Linked DNA regions of Homo sapiens: region 2 is linked to region 1. Evidence: chromatin loops called from intact Hi-C (ENCODE). Cell type or tissue: lower leg skin. All regions are shown on one strand. Each heading gives the region's core, and the rest is flanking DNA. Links, peaks and the distances in the headings are about the cores only.

Region 1 (8,336 bases), core at 28-8,027:
AGCCTTCACATGGCTTATATGGTCCCACCTCAGGAAGACCTTCCTGACTCCCTATATAAAATATCCACTAACCCATTACCCATATTACAACACCCTACTTATGTTCTTCAAGGTGATAATCATGATGTATATTTATTCTGTATTTGTTGGTTGACATATTGTCCATCTCCTCCACTTGAATGCATGTTCCATAGGGGCAGGAAGTTGGCCTGGCTCCTTTGCCCATTATATCACAGCACCAAGCACAGAGTTGGTGCCCAAAAAATGCTGAATTAATGATTGAAAAAATGTGCAGCCAACATACATTCCAAGTTCATTATGTGATGTCCTTCTCCCATCAGAACATGCTTAGTGCTGACATGCCCTCCAATTGATGTCAAACAAAAACACAATTCCCCAAGCTCACCATTGTTCTCCCATGATATGCCCGAAATTGTGGCTGACCCCTGGTAACGTCCACAACTTCATAACAGTGCTTCAGCATCCAATCTCCCAAGCCCAAGTCTCCTCCATCCCTGAAATTGGGTACCAATTTATTTGGAGGCATCCATCTGAGTAGGTATAAGCACTGGCTTGGGAATTAGATGTACATAGCTTCAAACCACAGCCCTGCCACTAGCTGTGTGGCCTTGGGTAGGTGACTTCACCTCTGTGAACCTCAATGTACTCATCAAGGTTGTTGTAAGAATTAAATTATATATATTTGACCTAACTATCCCATTACTGGGTATATACCCAAATGAATGTAAATCATTCTATTACAAAGATACATGCACACATATATTCATTGCAGCACTATTCATAATAGCAAAGACATGGAATCAACCCAAATGCCCATCAATTATAGACTAGATAAAGAAAATGTGGTACATATACACTATGGAATACTATGCAGCCATAGAAAGGAAGGAGATCATGTCCTTTCCAGGGACATGGATGAAGCTGGAAGCCATTATCCTCAGCAAACTAACACAGGAACAAAAAACCAAACACCACATGTTCTCATTTATAAGTGGGAGCTGAACAATGAGAACACATGGTCACGGGGAGGGGAATAACACACACTGGGGCCTGTTGGGGGGTGAAGTGAGGGGAGGGAGAGCATTAGGAAAAATAGCTAATGCATGCTGGGCTTAATACCTAGGTGATGGGTAGATAGGTGCAGCAAACCACCATAGCACACATTTACCTATGTAGCAAACCTGCACATCCTGCACATATACCCAGAAACTTAAAATTAAAATTAAAATTAATTTTTAAAAATGAATTAAATTTGACAACTCGTATAAAGCAAGATTTCTCAAACCGGGCATTATTGACATTTTGAGCTTATTTTTTGTTGGGGTCACAGGTAGCAGACTGTCCTATCCACTGTAGAATATTTAGCAGAATTCTGGGCCTCCACCTATTAGATGTCAATAGAACACCCTCCACATGCCATGTGAGAACCAAAAATGTCTGCATTTTTGTGAGAAACAAAAATGTCATATCTCCCCTGGGAGACAAAATCACTGAGAGTTAATAACCACTAGTAGTAAGTCTTTAACACAGGGCCTGGCAAGTTATTAAACTGCTATATACCTCAGTTTCCTTATCTGTAAAACAGGCATAATCAACTCATAGTTTGGTGAGAATATTAACCGACATAATATGTGTAAAGGGCTTAGCAGAATACCTTGCATATTACAAGTGCTTTTTTCAAAAAGCTATTTTTGTCATTAAAACTTAATGACCATTTGCAATTATTGCTATTTGTATTAGAGCCCTCCTTTAATCACTATTCTGAGTTTAATCCAATCACTCACCTAGTTTTCCCAGAGGACCTTACTATTCATACTGCATACCCAGTGCTAGAGCCCTTTTCCTAATCCCTAGCTACCTTGTGGCCTCCCAAATATCAAAATAAAAGCTCACCTTCCAAACTCAGTGTGGCTGGCTGTGTTGAGCACATCGTGGCCACATTCCACTGACCCTTGGAACATTTGGTTATTTCACCCGAGCCACCTAGAGCTGACAACCCCAGCTGGGTCAGAATATTAATAGTTGGTGATGGAGCTTTCAGAATACTGTGATTTGCCTGTCCTGTTGAACCTTCTCATTTGTAAGGCCTACATTGGGTGTCTTAGTCAGCTGTGGTCAAAATACTTTAAAGATATTGCAGTAAATGAGGTCAATGAAGCATTCGAGGATGCTGAGCTCTCCTTTACATTTTCCTAGGGGCCCAAAAATGAGATGTTTGCTCCCAATACGTCAAGAGAGACAGTGGTCAGTCATAAGAGTCACCAGTGAAAAAATGGTGGCCCCCTATCCTTGGAGATCTTTAAAAAGAACTGGGAAATCTATAGATCACCTTAGGTAGTATGGACATTTTAACAATACTGATTCTTCAATCCATGAACATGGAATATCTTTCAATTTTATAGTGTCCTCTTCAACAAAAATACAGTTAGAACAGTGTTCTGTAGCACAATAGGAGGGTTATAGTAAACAATAACTTACTGTAAATTTCAAAATAACTAAAAGAGCGGAATTGGGATATTCCTAACACAAAAAAAATGCTTGAGATGATGAATATCCCAATTGTTATGATTTATTATACATTATATGTTTGTATCAAGAATCACACATACCCCCTTAAATATATACTACTAATATACATCCATAATAAATAAAAATAAAATTTTTTTTTAAAAAATGGCTGGGTGTGGTGACTCAAGCCTGTAATACCAGCATTTTGGGAGGCAGATCATGAGGTCAAGAGATCGAGAACATCCTGGCCAACATGGTGAAACCCCATCTCTACTAAAAATAAAAAATTAACTGGGTGTGCTGACATGTGCCTCTAGTCCCAGCTACTAGGCAGGCTGAGGCAGGAGAATCGCTTAAACAAGGGAGGCAGAGGTTGCAAGTGAGCCAAGATCACACCACTGCACTCCAGCCTGGTGACAGAGCAAGACTTTGTCTCAAAAAATAAATAAATAAATAAATAATTTATCAGTGTTAGATTTCCATGTGCTAGGAGGAAGAGCTGGTACCACTGATTTCTGCAGGTCTTTCCCAATTCCAGATTTCTAAAGCAGCTTCTCCCAACCACCTTGCTTCCCCCTAGCCTCTGTGTTTGAGTAAAAGCACACTTCTAGTTATGCACCCTGCTCTGACACCCAGCCCATCTGCTACCTGGCCCATGCCTCAGATAATCCTTCTACCAAGTTGAATCCTCCCACCATGAGTAACTGCTACTATAGGAATTATATAGGAAGCACATACTTCTCAAATATGAGAAGATAGGAGCATAAGAATTACATACTTCTCAAAAATCAAGTTCCACGTTTGTTTTATACTATTTATTTTAATTTTTTCAGAGACAAGTTTTCACTGTGTCTCCCAGGCTGGTGTACAGTGGCACAATCATAGCTCACTGCAGCCTTGAACTCCTGGACTCAAGCAATCCGTCTGCCTTAGCCTCCGAAGTAGTTAGGACTATAGGCATATGCCACCATGCTCGGCTAATTTTTTTATTTTATAGAGATGGGGGTCTCCCTATGTTGCCCAGACTGGCCACAAGCGATCCTCCTGCCTTGGCCTCCCAAAGTGTTGGTATTAGAGGTGTGAGTCACCACCTCCAGCCTCCAGATTCATTTATTCAACCAAGCACATCTCCTAAGTGCTTAGGCTGTGTCTGGTGCCTTGCAGGCAACAGGGATCCCATGATTAACCTTCATCAATCTTGCCCCTCAAAGATTTCACGATCTGGTAGATTTAAAAGTTTCAGTTTACATGCCAGTTTATGTGAGTATGAGTCTACATATGTGTTTTTATTTTAATTATTCTTGGTGGAAACATTTCTAAGATTATTATAGAGGTCACCTCTTTTAAACAGAGCAGGCAGCTTAGCACAGTCTACCCTTTGCCTGGAGTTCCAAGGCTGTGATTGAGACTCCCAAATCTGCATGACCCTGTGAGGCAGAGCAACCCTCTACAGTCCTTATTGTGATTTTTGTCATATTCATATTGTTCCTGTCCCATCACCATCCTCTGCCACCCACCAGCAGCAAGATTCTTCCTGCTCTTAAGAGTCCACCATATTCAATAAGCGTTTGTAATACAGCAACAGCTTGAAAGTAATTCTTCCCCACCCTTCTGGCTCTCCAGACATGTCCAGGACACCTTCCTCCATTCATGAGCTCTTGAAAATGGGCACTATTATTATGCCCATTTTACAGATGAGGAAATTGAGTCTCAGATAGGTTAAGTTACTTGCCCTGAAGTCACAGTAGCAGAGCTGGAACTTATATCCAAACTGACTGACTCCCAAGATCAAATTCCTATTCACTCCACTATACTATTAGGAGTTTGTCACTTGTAGATGGGGGATGATCAGAGAGCTGCTTGACTCTATCCAAATCTGGACAGTTACAGGTTTTAAAACAGTCACAACTGGATAACCTACAGGTATTTTCTGAACACCTAGTGCTGTCAGAGATATGAAATAGCATGTCAAGGCCTTGAGAAGCTCATAGTCTAGTTGGGAATGTGGGCAGGAGACAGCAAGGGTACATCACCACCCAACCCATAGGAAGGTGCCAAAGAGTTCAGGATGGATGGCTCAGCATGGCTGGAAAACCTCTATTCAAAGTTCTGCTGTCCATGAAGGGTCCTGAATCAGAACCACCTGAATGAGGAGTGGGAAGTAATGAGTCACTTGTCATAAGGCTGTTCTAGCAGGGACAGGGGGTCAGAGGTGCTGAGCCATGCAGTGACAGGATATGTGGCTTCGACCATTCTTGCAGTTATTCAATAAATACTGAATGGAATACTCTGTACATGCAAGGCACTGTTCTCAGCACATTGAAGAAGACAGACAATGTCACTGCCCTCACAGAGCTTGTATTCTAGTGGGGGAGGCCTTACACAATTAAATAAACCAGACAATAAGAGGCAGTGAGAAGCAAATGGGAAAGGAGCTACTGCCGATTGGGAGGGGTAGAGGAATAGTCTTTCCAAAGAGGTGACATCTGAGTTAGGACATAAAAGGATGAGGAAGAGCCATGTAAAAGGAAGAGTGTGCCAAGCACATAGAAGAGTGTGTGAGAAGGTTCAGAGGTCCTTGTAAGGCTGATGTGGATGAAAGCTACCTTCCACCCACCAGGCTTTGCAGGTGGAGCTGTCCATGAAAAAGAAACACTGAAAAGAGAACTCAATTGAGAGTAATTAGGTAACTGTCTCCATGTGGCTTTGGGGTTAGGAGCTGAGAAGGGAAGAAAAATGGAAGGAAAGGGAAGCTCCAAATAGCCTGCTACAACCAAATGATTCTGAATATCTGATAATAAATATTCATATAATAATTGATGATGGTGATGATGATAAAAATGCTAAAAAGATCAGGCTGTCAGAGGGCAATGCTGCCCTTGGCAAAGATATGTGGCCTTTCTCAGACTCAAATAAAGGGCAAAGGATAGCACATCTCCTTCATTCTCTTTCTCCTGCCTGTGACATGCCTGAGAATCCCAGAGGTCATTCTCACTGCCCACAGGCATTCCTACTGGATCCCAAGTCCCTGCTGGGATCATAGCCATTATGATGCTCACAGGCTTCCCTGCCTCTAGAGATGGGTGCTGCAGTTGAGCCCTTGTGGCTAGTGGATGACACACCTGCTTCCCCCCACCACCACCCTGACTATGAGCATCTTGAGAACAGGACCAGGTCTTAGCCTTCGCTGTGGCCCCAGCACCTCCCCCGGGGCCTGGTGCATAGTAGATGTTCAGTAAGTATTGGCTGGAGAGAGAGAGGGAGGAGAAGATGGAGGAATTGAGAAATGGAGGAATAGAGGGATAGGGAAATACATCAATCACCTGTCTCCAGTCAAGGACAGGCATTTAGCAGCTGTTCAGAAAATAACTGATTGATTTTAATAGGCAAATGATAGGTCTTAATAAAATTCTCATTGTTGCTGAGCACAGTTGGGCTAGATTTTGAATAACAGTTTCTGTAAGACATTGATTCAGAATACCCCAGACCCCGGACCACCTCCTCTGACATTTTTATCAAATCAAAGGACATTGTGCTATATAGTGCAAAAAGCACACAGCCTAGAACTCTGCCACTTATCTGGTTTGTGATCGTGGGTATATTTCCTTAAGCCTCTGTTTCCTCTTATTAAAGAGTAGGGGAATGCAGAGAATTGCAGTAGGAATAAAAGGAATACTTTTTTGAAAGCAATTTGGGGTGTTTGTTTATTTTGTTTGTTTTTTTTCAAATCAAAATGAATGTATTGAGTACCTGCTGTATGTTCTTTCTGAGTGCTGGAAAGAAAGATAAAAGACAGTCCCTGGCCCAGAGGACCCCACAGTCTAGCAGTGAAGACAGACCCAGGAATGGGGATGTGATGGTTAATTTTATGTGGCAACTTGCCTGGACCACAGCACCCAGATATTTGATGAAGCATTATTCTGGATATTCCTGCGATGGTGTTTGGGATAAGATTAACATTTAAATCAGTGGACTCTGAGTGAAGCAGACAGCCATGTGGGTGGGCTTCATCCACTCCGTTGAAGTCCTGAATAGAACAAAGACGGACTTCCGCTACATAAGAAGGAATTCTGCCAGCAGACAGCCTTTGGACTCAAATTGAAACTCTTCCCTGCTTCCCTGGGTCTCCAGCCTACCCATCAGATTTTAAGCTCACCAAGTTTCCACAGTCACATGAGTCAATTCTTTCAAGTAAACCTTTCTGTATACACACATCTTGTTTCTGTTTCTCTGGAGAACCCTGACTAACACAGAGGACAATAACACAATAGTGAGTTGGATGCTCTAAGAAGGATCCTTAAGAATCCAGTGTCACGGAAAACCAAGGAGCAGTGATTAGCTCCATCTAGAAGGGTGTAAAGGAAGGCTTAGGATACTGGAGCTGGGACCTGAAGGCCAAGTTCATATTAAAAGATGAGAAAAGGGTCAGGCGTGGTGGTTCACACCTGTAATCCCAGCACATTGGGAGGCCAAGGAGGGCGGATCACCTGGGGTCAGAAGTTCAAGACCAGCCTGGGGAACATAGTGAAATCTGGTCTCCACAAAAAAAAAAAAAAATAGCCAGGCATGGTGGCACATGCCTGTAATCCCAGCTACTTGGGAGGCTGAGGCAGGAGAATCATTTGAACCCGGGAGATAGAGGTCGGAGTGAGCCAAGATTGTGCCACTGCACTCCAGCCTGGGCGACAAGAGCAAGACTCCATTTCAATATATATATATGAAAAGATCTTCCAAGCATCATTCAACAGGATCATGCTCACTCCCTCCATTTCCTTAGTAGTTATATGAACTTTAATCAGATTCTCTTTCTCTTGAAAATTCTCTTCTCCAGGCTGTTCCAGCCTATTTTCTCGTTTGAGGACCTAGCTGTGTGACCTAGACAAATCCCCTAATGTCTGTGAGCCTCAGTTTACTCCTTGTTAAATGCCTATTCATGGAGTCCCGGAAGGCACTTTGCACATTTCCTATTCTGTATTGCACCTTATAATTCTGTATTATTTTTACAGTGTTCAGCAGGTTCATACCCTACGGAACATCAATGAGTTTCTTCTGACCTCTATCCAAGGAAGTAGGGAAACAGGTTTACCTTATAGCATGCACTATATAAATTAGCTGCAAAGAAAGACAAATATTTAACAAATTTAAATAATCAAATAATACTATATAAGATTGTGAACTCTTATATCCTAGAGTTTCATTACAAATGGAGACACTCCTGGGACTCTAGTGGCAAGGGGCAGGAGGAAAGAAGAGTTGGCATCTTGTGTTCCTCCAAGGACACAGTTGGATGCAGAGCCTCAATGTCTGAACCTGAAATTGGCCTCAGAGGGAGGACAGTTAGGCAGGCTGTTCTCTGAGATGGGAAAAGCATTAACTATGGAAGAATGGGGAGTCCTCTGCCCCACTCTCCCCACTATGCAAAAAAGCAAGAATTCATGAAGATGGCATCTGCTTGGCCACAGACCAGAATCATCCTGGGATACCTGGATGAGACAACCCTGCAGAAAGCCCCATGCAGTCATTACATCTGTAGAGCCCCATCACAGACTCCTGAGCGTCAGGGTGGTCCAATCAAGGGCATTAAATGGGAACTCCCCAGGGGCCTGATATAGGCCAGTCATTCAGGGGATAAACTTCTTTATCTGGGGCTCTTTACTTACCCCAGGACCTGCTGGGCCAAGGTTCTCTTTCAATAACCAGTTTTGTTGCTCAAGGATAAAGGGAGAATGCCCCATGGGCAGAAGAAACTAAATCCCTGAAGAATTCAATTGGCTGCTGCATCCACTGAGAAGATTAAAAATATACTG
Region 2 (8,336 bases), core at 33-8,032, 660 kb before region 1:
AGGACACTAATCCCACTCACAAGGGCTCCACACTCATGACCTCATCCCCTCCCACAGGCCCCACTTCCTAATCGCATTATGGGGTTAGGATTTCAACATGGATTTTTGGGAGGACAAACATTCAGTCTGTGACATGACTCTACACTTTACATAACGTGTTCATGCCTGCTTTCTTATTTGGCTTTATCTGCATTTCACAGGTGAGAAACTTAAAGCCACCAAGGCCAGGAGGCTTGCCCAAGTGCACATGGCAGTGACTTACTCTTGGTAAAAGTTTCTGTCTTCACTTAAGGGTGAGGTGATCCAGAGCTGGCCCTCAGCTATACTGGACACTATGTGGCCTATGAAAGACCAGCTGGGAAGGGGAGGGAAGTCTTTATGTTGGGCTTCCAGAAATCCACCCAGGGAGGACTTGTGTGAAAGTGATTCACTGGGAAGTGTTCCAGGAAAGACCAGCAGGGACTAGAGAATTATCTACGTGAGAGACAGGCCTTGCTCTGTGGAAACGGAAGCCACGGTGGCTGCTGTTACGGGGCATATGGCCTTGTGTCCTGCTGAGACCCAAGACTCAAACAGAAGAGAGCAGATCGGTGGGCCAGGGCTGGCCCAAGCCCCCTTTATCCTGGGCTCCACTGTCCTCAGTTCATGGCTTCTTCCTATGTGGCGGTATGTGCACTGGCCATCATGCCTGCTTTCCCAGACAGCAGGAATGAGGGAGGGAGAGGAAAGGGGGCACTGCTCTTTATAAGGACACTTCTCTGAAGCTGTACATGATGCTTTGACTCTGGGTTTTTGGCCAGATCTAAGGTCGCAGGCAGCCACAGCCAGCAAAGGAAGCAAGGAAATGAGGGCTTTGTTCCCAGCAGCCTGTGTCTAGCTAGAAAATGTGGATTCTGTTAGTGAAGGAGGAAAAGAGAAGGATGAAGGGGCACAAGTTGCAGCCATTGTCACAGCCAGAGAATGCAAAAATTGGACTTGGCCAAGTTTGATTTCCCCATTTGCCCAGCAGCCCCACATCTGCCCAGAACTTTCTCTGTGGGGTCGATGTGGAGCCTATCTTCTAAAGGGGTGGGCGCAGCTGGACTCTAGGAGTTCTGGGTCCAGTGAGGCCCTATCCTGTGGAGTCAGTCTCCCCTCTAGGAGCAGCAAAGGTTGGTGGTGTAGACAGAGCTCCCTGGAAGCTTCTTGGGGGTGGGCAGCAGGGGGAGCTGTACTGGACTAAGCCCTCAGCTGGGAGCTTGGCTTTTGAATTCCTGGTTCACCTCTGGTTTGCCAGATGGCCTTGGGCAGGCCTCTTAACTTCTCACATTCCTCAGGCTCAGCCCCATCCTCTGTAAAATGAAGACGATATGGGGAATTCAAGGCCGGACATGGGCGAGACAGGAAGCTCCCAACTCATGCATAAAATTCAAGAGGGTACCAAAAAAAACCTCAGTAATGGAGATAAATAATCAAGATGAAGAAATCATGCAGCATTTTTTATTGTGGTAAAGTACACATAACATAAAATTAGCCATTGTAACCATTTTAAAGTGAACAGCTGAGTGGCAGTAAGTGCATTTCCATTCTGCAGCCATCACTACCACCCATCTTCCCAGCTCTTTCTCTCCCCCATTAAACAAAAACTCCGCATTCCCCCTCCTCCCCAGCAACCACCATTCTACTTTCTGTTGCTATGAATTTTACGACTTTAGGTATCTCATAGCAGTGGAATCATACAGGATTTGTCCAGCAGTGTTGTAGCCTGAGTCAGGACGTCCTTCCTTTTGAAGCTGCTTATTATTCCATTGTGTGGATAGACCACATTTTGTTGATCCTTTCATCTGATCATGGGCACTTAGGTTGCTGACACCTCTCGGCTATTGTGAATAACACTGCCAGGAACATAGGTGAACGTGTACCTGTTTGAGTACTCACTTTCATTGATGTAATATTTTGTAAAAAATCAAAATTTATGCAAAAAATCCACAATGAATAAAATATCATTTTTTTTAAAAAAGGGTATTGCTTTGTCACCCAGGCTACAGTGCAGTGGCACAAATGTGGCTCACTGTAGCCTCAACCTCCCAGGTTCAAGTGATTCTCCCGCCTCAGCCTCCCAAGTAGCTGGGACTACAAGTGTGTGCCACCACACCCAGCTAATTTTTGTATTTTTTTTTTTTTTGTAGAAATGTGATTTCATTATGTTGCTCAGGAAGGTCGTCTTGAACCCCTGGGCTCAAGTGATCTGCTGGCCTCAGCCTCGCAAAATGCTGGCATTACAGACGTAAGCCACTGTGCCTGGCCTCAAAATTTTAAATAAAGACAACATCAGTAACCGTGGTCACTGTACTGAGCCATATCAGAGCACAGGCAGTGGAAGATGGGCAGTGCTTGCTGTGCATGATCCTGTCATTACTCCCCTTTTGAGGCTGAGCCTGAGGTGGGCCATCTTCTCCTTACCCTCAGCCTGGCCCTCCCTCCAGAGATTGAAGTGAGCCTGCGCTGAGTATGCCAGGCCTGGGAGCCTCATCTTCCCCAGCCTCACTGGGCCGATTTAGAAACTAGGGCCACAGAGGAGGTTCAAGGTTGCACAGTGAAGCTGGGGTTCCCTCTCCCCTTGGATAGATCCATCTTCATTAGCCCATCAGATAACAGCACCTCCCAGGCAGCTGAACTGTGGAGACAGCCACTGTGTCTTCCTTCCCTTTGAGTTGCTTTGCCAAGTGACAAAGCAAGAGATGTGTGTCCCCACTCAGAGTTGGTTTGCAGAGATTGGTTTGGGGCCATTCTAATGAGACAGGTGATGATGCTCTCGTCAGTTACCCCTTAGGTGGCCTGGGGCTGTGTGCAGGGGCTCAAGTGTGGGGACACCTGCCTGTGAGCCTGAGCTCCAACCAGGAGGAAGATGCCTGCTTCTGAGCTCACAGCCCCAAAGAGTTGAAAACCAATTCAGTCCCCCAAAGAGAACTGCCTCCTTTAGTCATTGAACACTTGGTGCACTCCTACTGCGTGCCAGGCACTGAGTGGGGCGGGCAATGAGGGTTGATAAGGAGAGGAGTTGGCCGTGGTCCTGACTTTAAGAAGCGCGTGGCTCAATAAAAGTTTTGCCCATTCGTCAGGAATTGAGATGTCTGGGGAAATGTATACGGAGGGCAAACCAGGGGGTGGTGAGAAGCCAGCTTGGCTCATCCTTGGCTGGGGATGTGTGTGTGTGATATGTGAGTGGAGTGGGTGATAGGTGTTTGTGTAATGCATGTATATTAGTTTGTGCGCACATGTATGAGTGTGTTTGCATGTGTGAATGTGTGTGTGAGAATGTGCATGTGTCTGTGTGCGAGTGTGATTGTGTGTTCACATATGCCAGAATGTGCATGTGTGTGTGAGTGTAAATGTGTGTGGGCATGTGTATGAGTGTGAGTGTGCGCGTGCACGTGTGTGTGTCTGTGTGTGTGTAAACGTGCATGTGTGCATTGTGTGTGTGTGTGCGCCTGTGTGCATGTATGAGTATGCGCATTTGTGCTCTTGCATGTGTGCTTGTGTGTATGAGTGTGTGCGTTGGGAGGGGGGTGGGGTGCTGGCTGTGGAAGGGCCACCCTTGCCTTGGGCTACCCTAGAGGAGACACCGGCTCCGAGGCACGGACCTTGCCTGCTATCTTGAGACCGACCAGCAGATGGCGGAATTGCAACGGGAAAGTCCGGGACCTCTGGTGCTGGGGAGTCGGAGGAGGGAAGGAATGAGAGGGAGGAGGGAGAGCATCTGAATCTGTTGGAGCTGCCGTGACAAAATACCATAGACTTGGGGGCTTAAGCAACAGAAATTTATTTATCACAATTCTGGAGGCTAGGAGTCAAGATCAAGGTGCCGGTGAAGCAAGGCTTCCGTCTGAGTCCCCTTCTCTGGCGTGTGGGCGGCTGCTGCCTCGCTGTGGTCGTCCCTCCATGGGGAGGGACCCCTTTTCCTCTTCTCATAAGGACCCCAGTCCCATCGGTTCAGGGCCCCATCTTTACAACCTCATTTAACCTCAGTTACCTCCTAAAGACCCTGTCTCCAAACACAGTCACATTGGGGGTTAGGAATGCATTTGCAGGGAATTCAAACATTCAGTCAATAGCATGGAGAGAGGAGAAAGAGACAGGGAGAGAGAGGGAGAGGGGAAGGAGAGGGAAGAGAAGATGGGGCAGACCCCGTGGCACTGGTGCAGGTCCGGACGGCTGGTGTGGGCAGCCTGGCCGTGACTCCATTGCGACGCTGAGAAGCTCCTTTTCACTTTGGGTAGCTCATCCTCACCTCTAAAGGAGGTGAGGGCCCACCTGCACCTTTTGAAGTAGCAACAAACTTGCAGACAGCAGCTCTCCAGTGCCTCCCTGCTTTTACACTGAGTGACGCAGCAGCCCGGGAGGGGCACTGCCACTGTCTCCACCTGCAGACAAGGTCAGGGAAGTGAACTGGCTGCCCACAGCCCCACAGCTTCGTGTGGTCTAAGCAGTAGGGAGGGAGCTCTGAGGGGGTGGAAGATACAATACAGACCTGAAGGAAACTCAGAACTCCTTGGCACAGCCCATGTTGACAAGCTGGGCCCCCACTGGGGGTCCTTCCTGAAGCCTCCCCAAAACCTCTGAGAAAGGGCCGGCTTGATGGGTGTCCCTTGCAGTGAGCACAGGTCCTGGAAGCTGGCCCGGAGACGGAGCGTGCAAGAAAGCACTCCCTGGACACACGGTTACCCGACAAAGTTGCCTGAGTTGGGGGCCTCTGTCCAGCCTGGGCGTGCTGGATGGAGAAGCCCATCCAGCTCTTGGCTCTCACTGTCGGGTGTGCAGGGCCGAATGCAGGGAGGAGAATCTACTCCTCCTCTCTCAGAGACCCACGAGGGACGCCTAAATCTAATAAGTTAATCTAGACTCCTAGAAACAAGATTAAATTTTCAAATAAAGGCAGGCTCTGACAGCTAAGGCATAAATCTTTTATTTAAAATAGAGACTAAACCCATTCAAATGCGATCAGCGATGACAGATGCAGATAGAAACAAGCTCTGATGGGATGGTTGAGGTGTGGGTTTGTCTGCTCCTGGTGACAGATCGCCAAGGGTGACCTTAAGGACAGTGTATAATTGTCAGCAAACAGTGGTGCCTCTGCATCCATTTCCATGTGGCTTGCTGGCCCAAGGTGGTGCCAGGGGCAAGGATGTCCTGAGGAAAGTGCCCATGCAGGTGGAAAGGAGCTGCCTTGGATGTCTTGGTCCCACTCCTGCCAGGTCAGCTGCCACAAGAGGGCAGGGGAGAGGGGCTCGCCACGTTTGGAGGTGCCTGGAGCACCAGCAAAGGAGCTGGAGATGTGGGGAGCTGTCAGGAACAGGTCGGATGTGGTTAAGGCAATAGGAGCCACGTGGCAGCATTTCCTGGAGCCTCCAGGGCAGAGGGTAAACTCTGCCTGGACCAAACCCAGCTGGGCCATCTACTGCCTTGGCTCTTTATGGTGGACGCTTCCAAGTGCCAGACATTGTGTTCCCTGCATGATCTCATTCAATCCTCACATCAAGCCCTTTTTACAGATGGCGGGCTGGGGCTCAGAAGGGTTAAGTGCCATGCCCAGAGGTGCATAGCCAGTTAGCGACAGAGCTGAGACGCAGCACCAGGCTGCTGGTTCCAGTGTGCACGCTCCTCCCTCTGACACTCTAGGGCTCCCAGGCACCAAGAGACACCAGCAGCTGCATTTGTTCTAACTCAGGCTGAGCGATTTCTCCTAAATATCGCCCCCTTTTGGAAGTGTTCAGATGCTTGCTGCCAGAATGCTTCACAAGGGCACAAACTCGAAGACACCACCATGAACATACATCCCGTGAGGACGAGGGTTCCCCAAAGGATAGTCTATGAATCTGCATTCAGGAAACATGTAATAACAAATGAAACTCCCACAGAAACAATGCTTTTATTAGGTAAATCTGGGAAACTTTGCCTACTCTAGCCCCTTCTGAGAAGTCCTGCAGAAAAAAGAATCCCATCAAACCTTATTTAGTCCAGCATTTCCCCAACTAATTTGAACATGAATATGTTTTGTTTCCCTTGCTGGGCATCATATCATGTCAACCTGTATTCCAAGGAGCACACTTGGGAAAACATTGATATGAGACTTTCATCTCAAGTTGGTCTGTAGCTTCCTGCTTCTCCAGAATGTGTATTTTGGTACATGACATTTCACCTTAAAACCTTGAAGCTATTTACAGATGCCCATAGGAGTCAAAATTGATGTTGGTCGTTTTCAGTCTCTTTAGAATAAAGTCTCCCTGAGTAATTTGATGAAAGTTGTAGATTTTTTCCTGTGGGGAAAGGAGAGGCACTCACATTCATATACACAGACTGATGAATTCAGATTCAGGGGTTCCTCGGTTACCCTGAGGTCATGAACCCCTGTTTTAAGTCACTGTCAGCTAATATCCTTGGCGTCATTGGCAGCCAAGCACTGGGCCCTGCTGGGGTGAGCCTGTGGGAGCAGGGCCACTGAGAGGGTCTGAGTAAACGGGTCAAATCCACTCCTAGCCTTCTGACAAAGGAAAGCAGGAGATTCATGCCAATCACACATGTTCAGTGGACTGGCACCTTCCAGCTGCCCACGGTGTGGGCCAGGGTGCTTTGAGCAGGTTAGTGAGCAGAGACCCCCCCTGAAGGTCTGAAAGACTATCCCACACCTTGTGGGGACCTCAGGGCTCCCATGCCTCTCTGAGCCCCCCACAGTCTAGTGCCTAAGAATTCTGCTGCTGATGCTGGTCCAGCACCCATTCCCTGCCCCCTTTCTTCTAGGAAAGGCACCCCAGCTGTCCTTGGGGCACCACCATGCCCCAGACCTAGCTTGTGTAGATTGTATGGACTGGACCTCATATCAGACTCATGGGTGGGCTCGTGAATCAGGCTTGGATAATCAGAGAATACCACGTTTTTGGTCACAGTGGTTGGTTCAGGGATAAGAATGGGACCAAGCCAAGACAATTAGTGCCAAAAAATACCTTGTGGGATTTTACTGAGAAAGAGAAGTTCTCCTGGGGCTGTTGATAAAAAGATGTATCTGGAGCTTCTGGTGGCCACTTTGACCCATGAAGGGAGCCACCTGGGATGGTCAGAGATGGGAGGAGAGGGTGGGTATCCCAATGAGACTGTTGGAGTCTGCATCCAGCTGTGCCTGACAGTGTATCTAGATCCTGGTGCACTTATAGGAATCAATACATTTCCTTTCTTGCTTAAGACCGTGTGAGCTAGACTTCTGTCACTTGCAGCTGAAACAATCCTAATGCCCCTGTGTCAAAAACACATTCCCAGGCCTGTGAAGGTAGCTGAATTAGAATCTCCAGTAATATGACATATACCTGTATCTGTATCTTTCTGGGGAATCTCATGATCTAACAGCTCTTGCTTGAAAAAAATTTCCTCTGACGTTCTACCATGGAGTGTGCAAGAAGCCCAGTTGGGAAATCCAAGATTATCCACATGTAAAGATGGCTCAGGCTGAATGCTTCGGCAAGTCTAGGAGTCAAGGTATTTTACATGATTTGTCTTTAATCTATTCCTGCTCTTAAACTCTCAGATGGGAATCACACTTTCTGATTGTGGCAATTTCTCAGCTTTGGAGAGGAGGGAGACAGAGTTCTGTGGTTCTGTGTTCAGTAAGACCCATTTCCTCATCTTTCTGCACTCCCAGTCCTCCACGTATGAGCCAAAGTGATGTGTGCCAATTTCAGGCTTGGCTCATACAAATCTCCCTGGGTTTATTTATTCATGATTTTTTCCTCTGTCTTGACACAGATAAATACAGTGACCTTAGAAGCCACTTCAGAGGTGGCAGAGCAACAAGGAGCAAGGGGCCTGGGCACCAGAGTGTGCCTCAAGACAAGTGCCAGTCAGGCCTTTTGACAGGCAGCAATCCCTGTCTGGGGCTTTACACAAGTCAGAAAAAATGTCTATTGTGTTAAACCGCTGATTTTGGGGTTTGTCTGTGATAGTCGTCTCCTTAACAGTGAATTTTTATAAATTCCAGATAACTTTCCCACCTATTGATTCATCTGAGCCTTTTATGAACTCTGGGTGGCAGTCTGGGAGTGGCACTTTACAGATGACAGTGCTTGTCCTGTTTACGTCCTTGGTGGGAGGCTAGAAAATGGTTCTAAACAGAACGCAATTTGATACACATGTAAAGAGATGTCCATGATGTGTCCTTCCTTAGCTCTGACTTCCCTCTCATCATTCAGGCACTTTGGTGGATACATATCTTCCCTGGGACTTAGCACCCATCTTACCACCCTCTGCCTCCATCCCACCTACAGGGAAGACTGAGGGCTCTGCCTCTGTCCGCGGTGCTGAAATGGGTG

What was found. Peaks named below come from ENCODE experiments on the same cell type or tissue, not always from the same donor. Only the 100,000 strongest peaks of a DNase experiment are listed, where the experiment ranks them.
Region 2: a loop joins it to region 1, with 5 times the contacts of the local background. A loop is called at or near these places in 97 of 110 quality-filtered maps.

What each region holds. Positions count from the first base shown.
Region 1 is chr16:48,688,772-48,697,107 of GRCh38, reverse strand. The region is part of intron 1 of LOC105371240 (a long non-coding RNA gene); the gene reads right to left. Among named protein-coding and RNA genes, the nearest start is that of N4BP1, 83 kb to the right of the region's middle. In lower leg skin, for the core only: no CTCF peak of the experiment used is centred there; no DNase peak of the experiment used is centred there.
Region 2 is chr16:49,346,000-49,354,335 of GRCh38, reverse strand. LOC124903689 (a long non-coding RNA gene) reads right to left here. Exons shown (of 2, transcript XR_007065068.1): 2 at 3,779-8,336. Among named protein-coding and RNA genes, the nearest start is that of C16orf78, 24 kb to the left of the region's middle. RefSeq lists silencers at 8,231-8,336, 8,204-8,336. In lower leg skin, for the core only: no CTCF peak of the experiment used is centred there; DNase peaks (open chromatin) are centred at 3,645 and 5,265.